Regions from separate parts of the Homo sapiens genome. Here region 2 is linked to region 1. Evidence: read pairs that join two places in POLR2A ChIA-PET (ENCODE). Cell type or tissue: Panc1. All regions are shown on one strand. Region 1 overlaps JARID2 (jumonji and AT-rich interaction domain containing 2). Region 2 overlaps JARID2 (jumonji and AT-rich interaction domain containing 2).

Region 1 (8,000 bases):
TCTCACCCAGGCTGGAGTGCAGTGGCACCATCTCAGCTTACTGCAACCTCCGCCTCCTGGGTTCAAGTGATTCTCCTGCCTCAGCCTCCTGAACAGCTGGGATTACAGGAATACACCACCACGCCCGTGTGTATTTTTAGTAGAGACAGGGTTTTACCTTGTTGACAAAGCTGGTCTCAAACTCCTGACCTCAAGTGACCCACCTCATCCTCCCAAAGTGCTGGGATTACAGATGTGACTCACTGCGCCCGGCCTTAAAACATGGTTTTTTTTTTTTACAATTTAAAGAGTAAGAAGGGGCTGGGCAGTGGCTCATGCCTGTAATCCCAGCACTTTAAGAGGCCGAAGCGGGAGGATTGCTTGAGCCCAGGAGTTTGAGACCAGCCTGGGCAACACAGCAAGACCTGTCTCTATTTTAATATAATAGTAACAAACGATTTAAAAAATAGAAGAATTGGCTTTATGTAACAAAATAAAAGATTTTCTTTTTAGACAGTTACCCACAAAAGAAGGACACCAGACTACTGCTGACAGTGTTCTGCATGCACCATTCTTAACTATTTTTCATTATTCTTTTTTATTTATTTATTTTGCTCTCGCCCTGCCTTATGGTGCTGACTCTTCATTATTCTTGTGTCCCTCGATGCTTCCCTTGGACTTACCCTTCTGCTGGAGGAAATCATATTCACTTCTTCAAGCCCCAGCTCAAGTGCCACCTCGTTGGATTAACTGTTAACGGGGTTTCACCAACCCCAATCAAGATCATTCATTTGTCTGTGCTGTCCCCAGTGGTGACACTTCTCCTCCCTCCGTGGCTTGGACAACCACCCCTGCTCCTTGCCCCCAGTCCCTCAGTCTGAGCTCCACTATCCACTGCTCACTAACGAGAGAAGCTGACTCATCTCCGGCTTGGGTACCAGAGCTTACTAGCTGCTTTAAGGGTAGACCCTTCTTCACCTCGCCAGGAGGCAAAATCCAAGTAAGATTCACCATTGTAACCCCACAGGGCCTAGTTATGCCCTACAATAAGATCTCCTTTAACTGTAGAGAGAAGAAAAAGACTTCAATAGAAGCTCAAAGGGGTCTTAGGAGGGAACTCCCTCATTTTTGCAAAGGATCAAGCTGAGGCCTGAATAAAGTACACACTGATATAATACATGTGAAACATACTGGCCACTTACTATGTGTGAGCCACTGAGAAACAATCAGACTATCTTCATATAAACTATAAACAGCTAACATATAAAATCCCACCCTTGTGGATCTTATATTCCACTGCAAAGATTCAGACAAACAAGTAATAACGTTGGGCACTCGCTTGATATAGTTCAGATATTTGTCCCCACTCAAATTTCATGTTGAAATGTAATGTCCAGTGTTGGGGGACAGGGCCTGGCAGGAAGTGTCTGGGTCATAGGGGTGGATCCCTCATGGCTTGGTGCTGTCCTAGCAATCGTGAATGAGAGTTCTTGTGATATCTGGGTGTTTAAAAATTGTGTGGCATCTCCCCTTTTCTCCAACCCCCACCTCCTGACCATGTGAGGTGCCTGCTCCCACCCCTCCCACCTTCTGCCATGAGCAAAAACTCCCAGAGGCTTCCCCAGAAGCTAAGCAGCCATGTTTTGTGTACAGCCTGCAAACTAAGAGCCAATTAAACCTCTTTTCTTTATAAATTACCCAATCTGAGGTATTCCTTAGAGCAATCCAAGAATGGCCTAATATGCCACCATACCACCAATGTGCCTTCCCCTTTGCCGTGGTGGTCACTCTTTGGGACTGTCACACCTCCTGAGCTTTTCTCACAAGCTTTGTTCCATCTGCCTCAACTGCTATTTGTGTCATCCAAGATACAAGTATTCAAAGGCTGCCTGTGACACTGTGCTAGGTACTGGCAGATCAACGGTAAATGGGGCAGAAACAGTCACCACACCCCGAAAGCTCACAGAGCTCACAAATGGGGAAGTGGGTATTATACAATGCTTTTCATAAATGTCCATGATTCAAAGTGCTGAAATGAGTAGAGGGTGCAGCTATGGGCATGTTTAACATGGGCTCCTAACCTAGACATGTCTCCTCGAGGAAATGACACCGAAGCTAAGGCCAAGGTAAGACTCCCCTGACAACAGTGGGATAGCTCCAGACAAAGGCAGCAACTGCAGGAAGAAGGAAAAGAGATTCTCAGAGGTTCTGAAGTCTGTGAACTTGAATAGGGAAACAGTCCCATATTCACTTTCACCAATCTCTTGCTGAAATGTAACATTCCCTTATATTTTGAATATACGCCACACACCAAAAATGTAATTCTGTGTGAGTTTGGTATCAACACAAAAAATTGCAAATACTCTTATACTGATTTACAGTGGTTGCAGATTATCTTGAAATAACATCATTATTTTAAAATTACAATAATTAGACCCACTATGAGGACTTGTTATTCAACAAAGGACAAAGAAACATATTACCATATCACAAATTTGTTCTTTATCATTTTGATGGCTATATTTCAATGTCATGGGTCCCCTCTGTAATCCTGGGTATTTTACTTAAAAAAGTATTTGGAAATATTTTAAGAAGGGGTCACACATTTCACCCGATTGCAAAAGCACTTTTAGGAAAAAGAACCTATGATTAGAGAACAAGGAAAGAAAGGATCAAGAGGGGTTTTTTTGTTTGTTTGTTTGTTTGTGTTTTCTTTTTTTTTGAGATGAGAGTTTCACTCTTGTTGCCCAGGCTGGAGTTCAATGACGCCATCTGGGCTGACCGCAACCTCCGCCTCCCAGGTTCAAGCCTCAGGTTCAAGATTATCCTGCCTCAGCCTCCGGAGTAGCTGGGATTACAGGCGCCTGCCACCACAGCCAGCTAATTTTGTATTTATTATTTTTCTGACAATGGGAAAGAGGCAGCAGTTGTAATATGGATGGCTGTTATTCCTATTACCTTCTATTAAGAGGCGCTTTTTTTTTTTTTGAGATGGAGTCTCGCTCTGTCGCCCAGGCTGGAGTGCAGTGGCATGGTCTCGGCTCACTGCAAGCTCTGCCTCCCGGGTTCACGCCATTCTCCTGCCTCAGCCTCCCAAGTAGCTGGGACTACAGGCGCCTGCCACCACACCCAGCTAATTTTTTTTGTATTTTTATTAGAGACGGGGTTTCACCGTGTTAGCCAGGATGCTCTCGATCTCCTGACCTCGTGATCCGCCCGTCTCGGCCTCCCAAAGTGCTGGGAATACAGGCGTGAGCCACCACGCTCTGCCAGCAAAATTTCAATCGAAACACTGCAATGAGCCGGGCACTGTACCTCATGCCTGTAATCCCAGCACTTTGGGAGGCCAAGGCGGGTGGATCATGAGGTCAGGAGTTCAAGAACAGCCCGGTCAACATGGTGAAACCCCGTCTCTAGTAAAAATACAAAAATTAGCCGGGTGTGGTGGTGGGCACCTGTAATCCCAGCTACTCGGGCGGCTGAGGCAGAGAATCATTTGAATCCGGGAAGCAGAGGTTGCAGTGAGCCGAGATCACACCACTGCACTCCAACTCGGGTGACAAAGTGAGACTTCATCTCAAAAAAAAAAAAAAAGAATTCTTCCAATTATAAAATTAGATTGCTATTCTAACTCACATTCTATTATTGAAGTCTCACATTTTCAAAGAAAGCATTTCTGTTGTTTGTACTTGTTAACTTACTTAGCCACTCACCCAAAGGAGAGTCAAGCAATTGGCTTGTAGATGGCGCTACTGCACTCCAGCCTGGGAGACAGAGTGAGACTCAGGAAACAAACAAACAAGAAAAAGGAAACACTGCACTGAAAGGAAAAACTTCAAACTTCATATAACCAAGTTACAAAGAATAATCCCACTGCTCATAGTTATACATCAGAAATTGCAGGTTGTTGAGTCAACCACTGTCAACCTGCTGCTCTTTCATCAAGTGGGCTTTAAAATACAAGTGTGATACATAATGCATGTTTTATGCCAGCAAAATTCCTTTATACAAGATTCCAAAGGCTCTCCAAATTCTTTTATTGCAAGATGAATTTTTTTAAAAGGATGCATGGCTAGAAATCACACTTACTGTATGCAATGTGGAATGACTTACGAGATGCTGCCTTCTTTTCTAGAATTGTTATCCTCTAACCTCGTTTATTGGGGAACATGTTAGAGAACTAGAAAAGGTCTCAGGAATAAAAAGCAATTTCAAAGTCCACGCATGAAAGCAATGATACCCTCTATCTGGGTTTAACTTTACCTCATGTTATATATATATATATGTATTTTTTTCCTTATTTGTCATTTTTAAGTCATTCTATGACCAGATGTTTAACTTTACTTCACAAAGTAATAACCTAGTTAACTGACTTCCCATATTGTAATTAATTGCATAATGAAAATATACTTAAAGTACACTGACGGCTGGGCGCGGTGGCTCACGCCTGTAATCCCAGCACTTTAGGAGGCCGAGGCAGGCGGATCACCTGAGGTTAGCAGTTGGAGACCAGCCTGGCCAACATGGTAAAACCCAGTCTCTACTAAAACAAACAAACAAAAAATACAAAAATTAGCTGGGCGTGGTGGCAGGTGCCTGTAATCCCAGCTACTCAGGAGGCTGAGGCAAGAGAATCGCTTGAACCCCAGAGGCGGAGGTTGCAGTGAGCCAAGATCGTGCCATTGCACTCCAGTCTGGAGAACAAGAGCAAGACTTCCTTTCAAAAAAAAAAAAAAAAAAAAACCCAGAAAGACTCACATTAATGCAAAAGTTCAATTCAATGCAATTGTTCTGAAATGTTTTCAAAGCAGTTACATCATTTAAAAGAAATTTCATGAATGCTAAATATGTACAACAGATGAGAGCAAGCAGTGACTGCAATCCAGGTGAGGGGCGCAGAGCCAGTTCTTAGGGTGACTCTACCAGACCCAACTAAAGCTGTTTGTTGAAGGGCAAGCTCCTAGCTTTATGTTTGCTGCCTTTCAAAAGTAAACACAATAGCATAATGGATGTTAACTCTTTTTCAACCTTATTTTGTCCTTTCTTATGAAGGATTATAAAACAGCCAGGCACAGTGGCTCACACCTGTAATCCCAGCACTTTGGGAGGCTGAGGTGGGTGGATCACCTGAAGTCAGGAGTTCAAGACCAGCCTCGCCAATATGGTAAAACCCCGTCTCTACTAAAAATACAAAAATTAGCCAAGCGTGTTGGCAGGCGCCTGTAATCCCAGCTACTTGGGAGGCTGAGGCAGGAGAATCGCTGGAACCCGGAATCGCGCCATTACACTCCAGCCTGGGAAACAAGAGCAAGACTTCGTCTCAAAAAAAAAAAAAAAAGGATTATAAAACTAAAAGGGAATTTACCTAGATTTTTATTTAAGTGGATCCTGAGTCTGGGAACTCTGGAGTATAGCCCAGAGCTGTTTCCTATATATCCATGGGATGTATGAAAACATTATTTAACACAGAATACTGATGGACATAACAATCAATGTATGCCAAGACTTGAAAAATTACACCATTTGGGACTTCAACAGGAATAAACCCTAAGACATCCATAATATGTGGCTGAAAGAAGAAATCATTTTTGAGGATTCCAGAGAAGTAAATTCCATATCAATTTAGTGGGTAGGGTGATGGGAGAGTGCAAGCTGGAGGGTGGTGTTTAGCTCAATGGGAGGTAATAAAAAGAAAGATAATTTCTCAGAACATTTTCGTATTCTTGGCGTCACAGAAGCATTCCTAAGCAAAGACATAAAACCCATAAAAGAAAACCAAACTGAACTACAGAAAAATTTAAAACTTCTATGAAAGAAAAAACACTATAAACATACTTAAAGGAGGCTGGATGCAGTGGCTCACGCCTGTAATCCCAGCACTTTGAGAGGCTGAGGCTGGCAGATTATGAGGTCAGGAGATGGAGACCATCCTGGCTAACATGGTGAAACCCCATCTCTACTAAAAATTCAAAAAAAATTAGCCGGGCATGGTGGCAGGCGCCTGTAGTCCCAGCTACTCAGGAAGCTGAGGCAGGAGAATGGCATGAACCCAGGAGGTGGAGCTTGCAGTGAGCCGTGATCGCGCTACTGCACTCCAGCCTGGGCAACAGAGTGACACTCCATCTCAAAAAAAAAAAAAAAAAATACTTAAAGGACAATGGACAGACTAGAAGAAAATATTTGCAACATATTTAATAAATATCAGAATGGCCGGGCACGGTGGCTCACGCCTGTAATCCCAGCACTTTGGGAGGCCCAGGCGGGCGGAGCACAAGGTCGGCAGATCGAGACCGTCCTGGCTAACACGGTGAAATCCCGTCTCTAATAAAAATACAAGAAAATTAGCCGGGCGTAGCTGGTGCATGCCTGTAGTCCCAGCTACTCGGGAGGCTGAGGCAGGAGAATGGCATGAACCCAGGAGGTGGAGCTTGCAGTAAGCCGCGATCACGCTATTGTGCTCCAGCCTGAGCCACAGAGTGAGACTCCATCTCAAAAAAAAAAAAAAAAATACTTAAAGGACAAAGGACAGACTAGGAGACAATATTTGCGACATATTCAATAAATACCAGAACGGCCGGGCGCAGTGGCTCACACCTGTAATCCCAGCACTTTGGGAGGCCAAGGTGGGCAGATCACAAGGTCGGCAGATCGAGACCGTCCTGGCTAACACGGTGAAACCCCGTCTCTAATAAAAATACAAAAAATTAGCCGGGCGTGGTGGCGGGCGCCTGTAGTCCCAGCTACTCGGGAGGCTGAGGCAGGAGAATGGCAAGAACCCGGGAGGCAGAGCTTACAGTGAGCCAAGATCGCGCCACTACACTCCAGCCTGGGCAACAGAGTGAGACTCCGTCTCAAAAAAAATAAAAAAAATAAAAAAATAGATAGATAGATAGATTTCAGGAACATGAAGTGCTCTGACAAAAAGTCATAAGAAAAAGACCAACAATCAGACCGGGCGGGGTGGCTCACGCCTGTAATCCCAGCACTTTGGGAGGCCGAGGTGGACCGATCACTTGAGGTCGGGAGTTCAAAACCAGCCTGACCAACATGGAGAAACCCTGTCTCTACTAAAAATACAAAATTAGCTGAGCATGGTGGCGCATGCCTGTAATCTCAGCTACTTGGGAGGCTGAGGCAGGAGAATAGGAACCCAGGAGGTGGAGGTTGCGGTGAGCTGAGATCTCGCCATTGCACTTCAGCCTGGGCAACAAGAGCGAAACTGAGGAAAGAAAAGAGAAGAGAAGAGGAAGAAAGAGAGGAGAGGGGGAGAGACAAAAGAGAAAGAGAGAAAGACAAAGACAGAGAGAGAAAGAGAGAGAACAAAAGAGAGAGAGAAAGAAACCAACAACCCAATATAATAGTGGATAAAAGTTATGAAGAAAAAAAATATGGACAGCTGACAGACCAACGAAAAAGGCTGAGAACAGAGAAATGCAAATTAAGACAATGATGAGTGATATTTATTAGCAAAAACCAAAGAAGCTGTATAATGCTAAGTGTTGGCAAGAAGGGAGGAAAATAAAGACTCTCATATGCTGTTAGTGGGTGTGTAGATTGGCTGAAGGTTTTCGGAAGGAAAAAATTTCTTCCTACTCTAAAACAGCACATGACAGGCGCTGTGGCTCACGCCTGTAATCTCAGCACTTTGGGATGCCAAGGTGGGCGGATCACCTGAGACCAGGAGTTCAAGACCAGCCTGGGCAACATGGTGAAACCTGGTCTCTACTTAAAATACAGAAATTGGTCGAGCATGATGGTGCACTGCACACCTGTAGTCCCAGCTACCACACAAGAATGGTCTGAACTCGGGAGGCAAAGGTTACAGTTCGCTGAGATCATGCCACTGCACTCCAGCCTTGGCAACTGAGCAAGACTCTGTCTCAAACACACACACACACACACACACACACACACACACACACACAGAGCACATACCCTGGACCCTGCACTTCCAATTCAATCATATGCTAATATTACCATATGTTTGAAAGGTGTATGGACAGAAATGTTTTAAAGCAAAC
Region 2 (8,000 bases), 63 kb before region 1:
TAAAACAGCAATGCGATACCACTTCACACCTACTACAATAACTATTTTTCTAAAAAGACAGGCAACAAGTATTGGAAAGGATGCAGAGAAACTGGAACCTCAAACAGCAGTGGGAGTGTAAAATGATACGGTGGCTCTGAAAAATACTCAAAAGGCTATTACTCAAAAGGTTAAACAGTTGCCATGTGACCCAGAAATTCAATTCTCTGGCATACACCCAAAAGTGAAAAACAGTCCACACCAAAACTTGCTTACAAATGTTCACAGCACCATTATTCATCATGACGATAACATGGAAACCACCCAGCCAAGTGTCCATCAACTCATGAATGCATAAAATGGGACATATCCATGCAACAGAGTATTGTTCACCAATAAAAGCAAAAGATGTATTGATGTCTCAATAGCCCTTTGCAGCTGTAATAAGTAACCTCGTGGCGCTATGCTATGCGTATTTATTTACAAAACTTATTCCACTGTACACATTATTTACAGTGAATTTAGACTTACAGTCATGTCTGAGGGGGGAAAAGCAGAGGTTGCACCCTGCCTTTGAACTGTTCTGCCTGCTGGAAGCACACCATCATTGTCTGCTCCCTACATGACAGCCAAGTGAACTACTTAATAGACACTCAGACAACTTCATGTTTCCAGGACGTTAAGGGAGAGTAAGGTGGAAAGGACTGAAGCACAGGAAAAGGATCTGCAAGGAAACCCCAAGATGCAGAGCTTCATTTGTATCCCTGACTTAGACCTCCCAGGCCATGCTTGGAGCCTTCCCTTCACTATTCTGATTCCTGGATCATGTGGTCATGTGGTCCTCTGGGGACTTTTTACTTAGTAATCTACATCTGAGCTGGGGGAAGAATAGTCTTCCTCTCCAATGACAATGCACGTTATCAGGAAACAGCTTACAGACAGAGGACAATGTAACATTAATATTAAGAACGGGGTGGAGAGGCGGGGGGCTACATAGTTTCTTAACAAGAGAGCCTTCCTTGTTAAAATTATAGTCTTTCAGGAATCTCAGCTAAGCATGATGGCTCAGATTTTAGCAGCCTTTAATATTTTCTGTTATAATGAATAATATGTCAATAAATTTGGGTTCAAGAAACTAACAGGATTTCAGGAGGGCAACGGGGAAGATAAGCCTGCAATGAAGAGCTAGCTGTGTTCCTCCCTTACGTCGGACAGAAAAGAGGGAGAACTATTACTGAAAAAAATTAAAAAGGAAGAAATATCAACATCAATTTTAAATGCCTCACAGCCTCAGATTCGGCGCAGTGATTATCCTTTTTTAAAAGGATATGTACAGTAGTAACTGCTCTTTAATACCATCTCTCAAGCCAAGTCAACACTAGTTTGAAGAATCTCCTGGTATGTCATCAGCAGAGGGAAGCGGGGAGTGGAGAGCACTTGGAAGAACCAAGAGGGTGAGTGACTCAGGCCATTGCTCCCTGCCAAGGGAAGCAGCTACAGATGCCAAAACATCCCATTTTATAAGGCTGCACAAAAGTGTGTGCCTCTCTGGACCACACAGCAACTCATCAGAAGCCCAGGATAACTTCCCAGTTGAATCCATACATTGGTCACTTCCCCAAGAAGAGCAAATTAAATCCAGTGGTGAATAGGATTGGCTCCCAGAACACAGGTGCAAGTCGGTAGCCTTGTGTGATATAAATGCACCTACTCCTAGCATCAGACGCTACACATGCACCAACATTTGCCACCCCTCCATTTTACATGAGGAAAGTGGGACCCAGAAAGATCTGCTCATTTGAACCCCTCTGGAGCAGAGCAGGGATGAGACCCAGGCCTCCTGCTCCATGAGGCCAGTGTCTTTCCATGAGGACCCCAGCTAGAAGGAAGGTTTCCAGTTTTATTTAATCCAGCAATCCCTACCTGGTAGCTATTGGTGGGAACAAAAACAAGAGGTTGACCGGAATCCTCCCAGCTTTTCCCCTCACTCACTCATATTCACCTTTCAGCATCTCTTTACCTCAGAGAAGTTTTTACCAGACCCTATTAGAGCATTAGTTACTGTTGGTATTACTCAGAAATGCTTGGCTCACCTACTAATCTATAGGCTCCCTGGGGTGACCTCTATTTTCCTCATACCTGATGAGCACAGTAGGTCTTCAGCAACATCCTCTTCGTTAACCAAAAAGGCACCTTCAAATATGAAATTTGTATTTTATTACATACCACTCAAATTGAAAACATGACTGCTATTTAGTAACCCTTAATCCAAGATATCTGCTTTTTTTTTTTTTACTTTGAAATCTCTTTCAGTACAAGGATGTGGCAGTTTCTCCTGCCTCCAGCTACCCTGGAATAAGTAAGCAATCCTTGAGGACCTAACATAACTTTGAGGACCGTCTTCCTGTTACTAGGTTGCCAAAAATATTTGGGAGTTATTTTGCAATCAAAAGTGAAATTTTGGTCATTCCTCCCACACCAAATATTTCACTAAAATCAAATGTACAGCCTGCTGCCACTCAGTTTCTATGCCTTTGTTAATTCAAAAAAAAAAAAAAAAAAACCTTAAACTATGATTTGGCATTGAAATGAAATCCATGTGAATCTTGTTTAAATAGCAATTAAATGCAATCAGTGAAGGCCCAACGATGACTATAAGGAAGTGATGAGGTTATGAACAACCTGGACCAAATTCACTCATACTCAGGCTATGAGAACAAGGTGACTGATGCAAATGGGTTGTTTGTCATTTTAGGCATTTTAAAATGTGAATACCGAGCACATCTTGGAATCAGCTAAGTCAGTAACACCAAAGTTCTTCCCACTAGCTATAGAGTCTCCGTGTTACTAATGAAGACGAACACCTGATTAGATGCACGTTTTGATTAACATCTCCAGCTCAAGACACGGAGAAACTGAGTGAGCCAGGTGAGGTCTGCCTTCATCAGAAATCCTGCAAAACACAGCTTATTTCCTTCATTTCAGGTGCTTGGTCAACATGCAGCACAAAAATAACAGCATATTGGTTTCCCAGTCCCTTAGATCTTATTGATCATGATTCTGTGACTTCACCCTTAGACCTTTCTGATCATGATTCTGTGACGTTACTGATGTATGCCTCAGGTCACAGCCTCAAGCTTGATGGAAAGGGCTGTCTCCCCAAATTCCAGCCGCGTGTTAAAACAGATGCTGGGCTTGCAGAGTTCAACAAACAATACAGCAGACTTATCCAACATTAAGATCCAGGACATGGTGGGCCCAGCTACTTCCACTCAACCCATCTCTGTTAACTTTCCTCATCTAACCAATAATACGGGACCACAAGAACCGAGAATATCCAGATTTGACATCCTTAGCAAAAGACGCAGAATCATAGCCTGAGAATAAACTCTGTCATTGTATATACATTTCAACGGTGTCCGTCTCATCTCCAAAAAAGAGTACCTGCAAGGATTCAAGCTAGAAGAGATGATGTATTAAGCTGAAGGCCAGAATAAGGCATTGCTTGCGGGAAGGAGGTAGCATCCCCAGCCTTCATCTTTCCTTCTGTCTTTTGATAGAATGCAGCACTAGCGTAAGGGGTGGTGGGGGAGAGGAACTGGGAAGCTCGGTGTTTCTGCTCTGGTTTTTACTTCCCTTCATGGAATCCCTTCCTTTTTTCTTCAGCATTCCTGCAGGAGCTCCTCACGCGTGATGAGTCAAAAGCCATCAGTGATCTTTGGCCAAAACTACAATTATGGAGCTGCCAATGCCAAAATCCAGTCCCACTTCTAAAACAGTGCACTTTAATTTGTACTGTTCCTCCAGACTGAACAATCCTGGAAATAGAAGTGAGAATTTTCCAACCTGCAAATAATTCTTCTGAAAACGTCCAAGTCATTCTCACTGGCTACTCCAGTTAGGCCCACTTCACACACGTAACTAATTAGGGCACACAATGTTGTTGTGGTTGTGGATGGAGACACTAAAAACTTACCTGCCCACAAAATTCCATCCAGATGGAACATTTTTCTTTAGTATCTCCCACCTCCAACAAAAAGTCACCATCTTGGATTAGAAAATAAAACCTAATATAGCAATTAGGTCCTTCAAAACTAACCAGGACCTATCTACCACATCACCCCTAAATGAGCTATGACTTCATAGATGGGATCCACATTTTTCTTTTAATATTGAAAAGCAGACCAACATAAGCTGCAAGGTCAAGAGGGAAACTCATGTTGCAATATGGTTTCAGGAATCTCAGTGAAAACATTTTTCCCTTCCTAATACACACACAGTTAATGTGAAAACCCTTTTCAACATTGTCCATGGAGTTCTTTCATGGTCTTAATTAACAAGTCTTAAACTTCCATCCTATTGCTTCAGATGGTATGCTACTGAAGTAAGTATTTCTTTTCCAATTAATTGGCTTAATTCATCCGCCTCCACCTCTCCATTCACAAAGAGGTAGAAAATAGCAACCACTAAACCTAAACAGCAAAGCCTACTCTGGTTAGAGCTCCCCACGCTAGTTCTCCTGTTGCAGCTGCTTCTCATCTAGCTGGGAGCTGGGTCTGCAAAAGCTTGACTGTGGGCTTTTTACCTGTATGGTTTCAGCGAAGAATAAAGAACAATGTTTGACATTTTTATACTCGAGAAGAAAGCAAGAGCAATTCTCTCTACCTTTTCAAGTATAACTGAAGAGAAGAGGAAAAGAAAACCCACAAGTTAACTTCTAGAAAAAAAAATTTAATTAAGTTCAAACTTTAAAGCATTTCTATGAGCTTATGAAGACTCTGAACCAGTCCCAGCCCATGGAAGTTTATAAAATATAATTTAAAAAATACTGAGAACCCCTCCACACAAAGATTATCTACTGCAAAGAATATTCATAGAAAAAAATAGAATTAAAAGAAATAATTGGCCAGGTGCCGTGGCTCACGCCTGTAATCCCAACACTTTGGGAGGCTGAGGCAGACTGATCACGAGGTCAGGAGTTCCAGACCGGACTGGCCAACATGGTGAAAGCCCATCTCTACTAAAAATATAAAAATTAGCCGGGTGTGGTGGCGGGCGGCTGTAATCCCAGCTATTCGGGAGGCTGAGGCAGGAGAATTGCTTGAACCCAGGAGGCGGACATTGCAGTGAGCCGAGATCACACCACTGCACTACAGCTTGGGTGACAGAGCTAGACTCCATCTCAAAAAAAAAACAGAACAAAACAAAAATAATAATAATTATAAGAAAAATAAAATAACTAAACTTCCTTGCAGCTGGGTGTGGTGGCTCACACCTGTAACCCAGCACTTTGGATGCTTCCTCTTGAGCCCAGGAGTTCAAGACCAGCCTGGGCAAAATAGGAAGACAGCATCAATACAAAAACATTTTTAAAATCAACTGGGCATGGTGGCATGCACCTGTGATCCCAGCTATTTGCAAGGCTGAGGTGGCAGGAAGGTAGAGGCTATTGTGAGCCTCTACTTGAGCCTCCACTTGAGGCCTGGAGGAAGAGGCTATTGTGAGCCATGATAGCGCCACTGCACTCCAGCTTGCGTGACAGAGCGAGATCCGCTCTGAAAAATAAATGAATATACTTCCTTGTCCAGTAAAGGATTTTTGAGCCATCACCACCAACATACACAAAGTGGAAATGTTTAAACCCCAACAGAATTCTACTTTTTAAAAAGTCATTGGTGTAATTGGTGAAGAATATCTCATTCTTCATCTCATTTTCTTACACAAGCTCAACAATAATACATTAGAGAGTATACCCAGGAATCTAAACACATATCATGGAAAATAAAATATTTTTCTCAAATGCTCACCAACCACGTGAGGAATCAGGGAAGGCAAAATGAATTCTGATGGTTTAAAAGGTTAAAATACTGAGAAGAATGCTTGCTTGCATGAAACAAAATAATCATTTCTCTCATCATCAAGCATGTGCACTTCTCCCATACTTCCCACCACCTCCCCACACACATTCTCGTTAAGTCCTGCATTTCATCAACATACTTCCTTTCTAAATACTTTCAAAAGGTTTAGGATAGCATTTCACCACCTACCTGGGTCCTTCTTTTCCCCATATCCTCATTCTGCCCATAAATTATAGCTAAATTCTCAACCCAACTACTTAAATATATAGTAGCTGCTGAATATTTAGTTACTTCACATGTGTTCTCATGTTCTTAACCACGAAATGTCTCAGGGATGACAAATACTGCTTTAAGAAAACAGTCTACCTATCTTTTCTTCTGATATAAAATATTACAATTACTGCCAGGGAATGGTGGCTCACACCTGTAATCCCGGCACTTTGGGAGGCTGAGGCAGGCAGATCACAAGGTCAGGAGTTCGAGAGCAGCCTAGCCAACATGGTGAAACCCTGTCTCTACTAAAAATACAAAAATTAGATGGGTGTGGTGGCAAGCACCTGTATTCCTAGCTACTTGGGAGGCAGAGGAAGGAGCACTGCTTGAACCCAGGAGGTGGAGGTTGCAGTGAACCGAGATCACACCACTGCGCTCCAGACTGGGTGACAAAGCAAGACTGTCTCAAAAAAAAAAAAAAAATTACAATTACTTCAATAGGAATAACTTGACCACTACAAGCTGGTCACTACAAGCATCCAGACGTTGTTAGAGCAGAACAAACAAAATCAAGCAAGGCTCCTGGAGATCAAGACAAAACGATGGCTCCACATCCCCTCTCCCAGAGAAGTGGGTTAGGTACACAGATGCATCAACCAAACGCGTAAAGGCAGAAAGGAAGAAAGAAAAAAGCCACACCAAAGCCTACTAATCTGCCCTGCAAACCCAGAAAATCATAAGCATGTTAATTGAAACCAGAATCTGAGAAAGCCAAGCAAACTTAAAAGGGGTACAAACATTTATAACAAGAGGAGGCGACTCATGGATTTAATTACTTCCACTATATATGACAATTAAGAATAAATGGTGGAAAACCACAAAACAGCAGACAGTAAAGAAAAAAGTTAAATGCTGATTGCCATTAGTGTTAACTGGAGTTTCTAACACCTGCTATAAGCTACTGTGTAATAAAAAATGAATTACTCTCCTAATGAATAAATGAATATCTTAATGGAAGCCAGGATCTTTGGGAAGCACATTTAAACTATTTTATGCCACAAAAGTAATGTTCACCAAATAGATGCTTTAATGCGCATTTAACTAGATGAAAGACCCTGAACCTCTAAGCGTCCAATCTACATCTGACAACAGACTTTTATCAGACAGGAAAAATCACTGAATAATAATTCATTATTTCTAATACAGACAGCTGAACGACAACAAAACCACGAACACTTACGGAATGTATGTTTCATATATCACCACTCCATGAAAGAAAAGCTAACTTATCCCAAGTTGCAAACCTGGATAAGCAGCAGAGCAGAGATTCAATCCCAGGCAGTTCCCTTCCCAAGGCTTCATCAGTGTGAGCCTTCTGGTCCACCCAAGGCTCAATGACCCAGTAACAGACTCCCAGCAACCCAAGGGCTGTGCTGAACTACAATGTTGCCCATGTAACTCTAAGAAAACGTAAGAAAATGGAATTCTTTCTCAGAAAATTTCCATCTAAGAGGAATAAAGTCAAAATCGGTATTTTAAAGGAAGCAAACTTATAAAAGCTAGAAAATGTATAAAATGCACTTATGGTCTTATTTCGGTCCCAGCAATGGGAACGAATAATATTAAATAAATTAATATGTTTAATTATGAACTGAATTTTAGTTGAAAATTCCAAGAGGTTGAATTACTTTTCCATATACTACTTCCTATCAAAAGCTCTTTCTCAATTACACAGGAAAGGATGGGAATACAGTAACTAGACCAAGATCAATGAGTAAGCTCGAGCTCCAGATTTTCAATTAGAGGACAAATAAATTAACAACGGTTCTCTAGCTGAGGTGCAACTCGTAATTGACAGCAGATCACCCCAGGTTTCCATATCAGAGTTGGGTAGCCGGAGGTACCAACTTGGTGAATTTTTGTACTTCCAAAAGAGATTCAGGTACACAT

What was found. Peaks named below come from ENCODE experiments on the same cell type or tissue, not always from the same donor. Only the 100,000 strongest peaks of a DNase experiment are listed, where the experiment ranks them.
Region 2: POLR2A ChIA-PET joins it to region 1 with 13 read pairs; 6 of 35 experiments call an interaction of 5 or more read pairs at or near these places.

Annotation. Positions count from the first base shown.
Region 1 is chr6:15,281,829-15,289,828 of GRCh38, reverse strand. All of the region lies in intron 1 of JARID2 (jumonji and AT-rich interaction domain containing 2), which reads right to left. Among named protein-coding and RNA genes, the nearest start is that of JARID2-AS1, 37 kb to the right of the region's middle. RefSeq lists enhancers at 1,964-2,013, 2,034-2,083. In Panc1, no CTCF peak of the experiment used is centred here; a DNase peak (open chromatin) is centred at 3,781.
Region 2 is chr6:15,345,273-15,353,272 of GRCh38, reverse strand. All of the region lies in intron 1 of JARID2 (jumonji and AT-rich interaction domain containing 2), which reads right to left. Among named protein-coding and RNA genes, the nearest start is that of JARID2-AS1, 100 kb to the right of the region's middle. In Panc1, no CTCF peak of the experiment used is centred here; no DNase peak of the experiment used is centred here.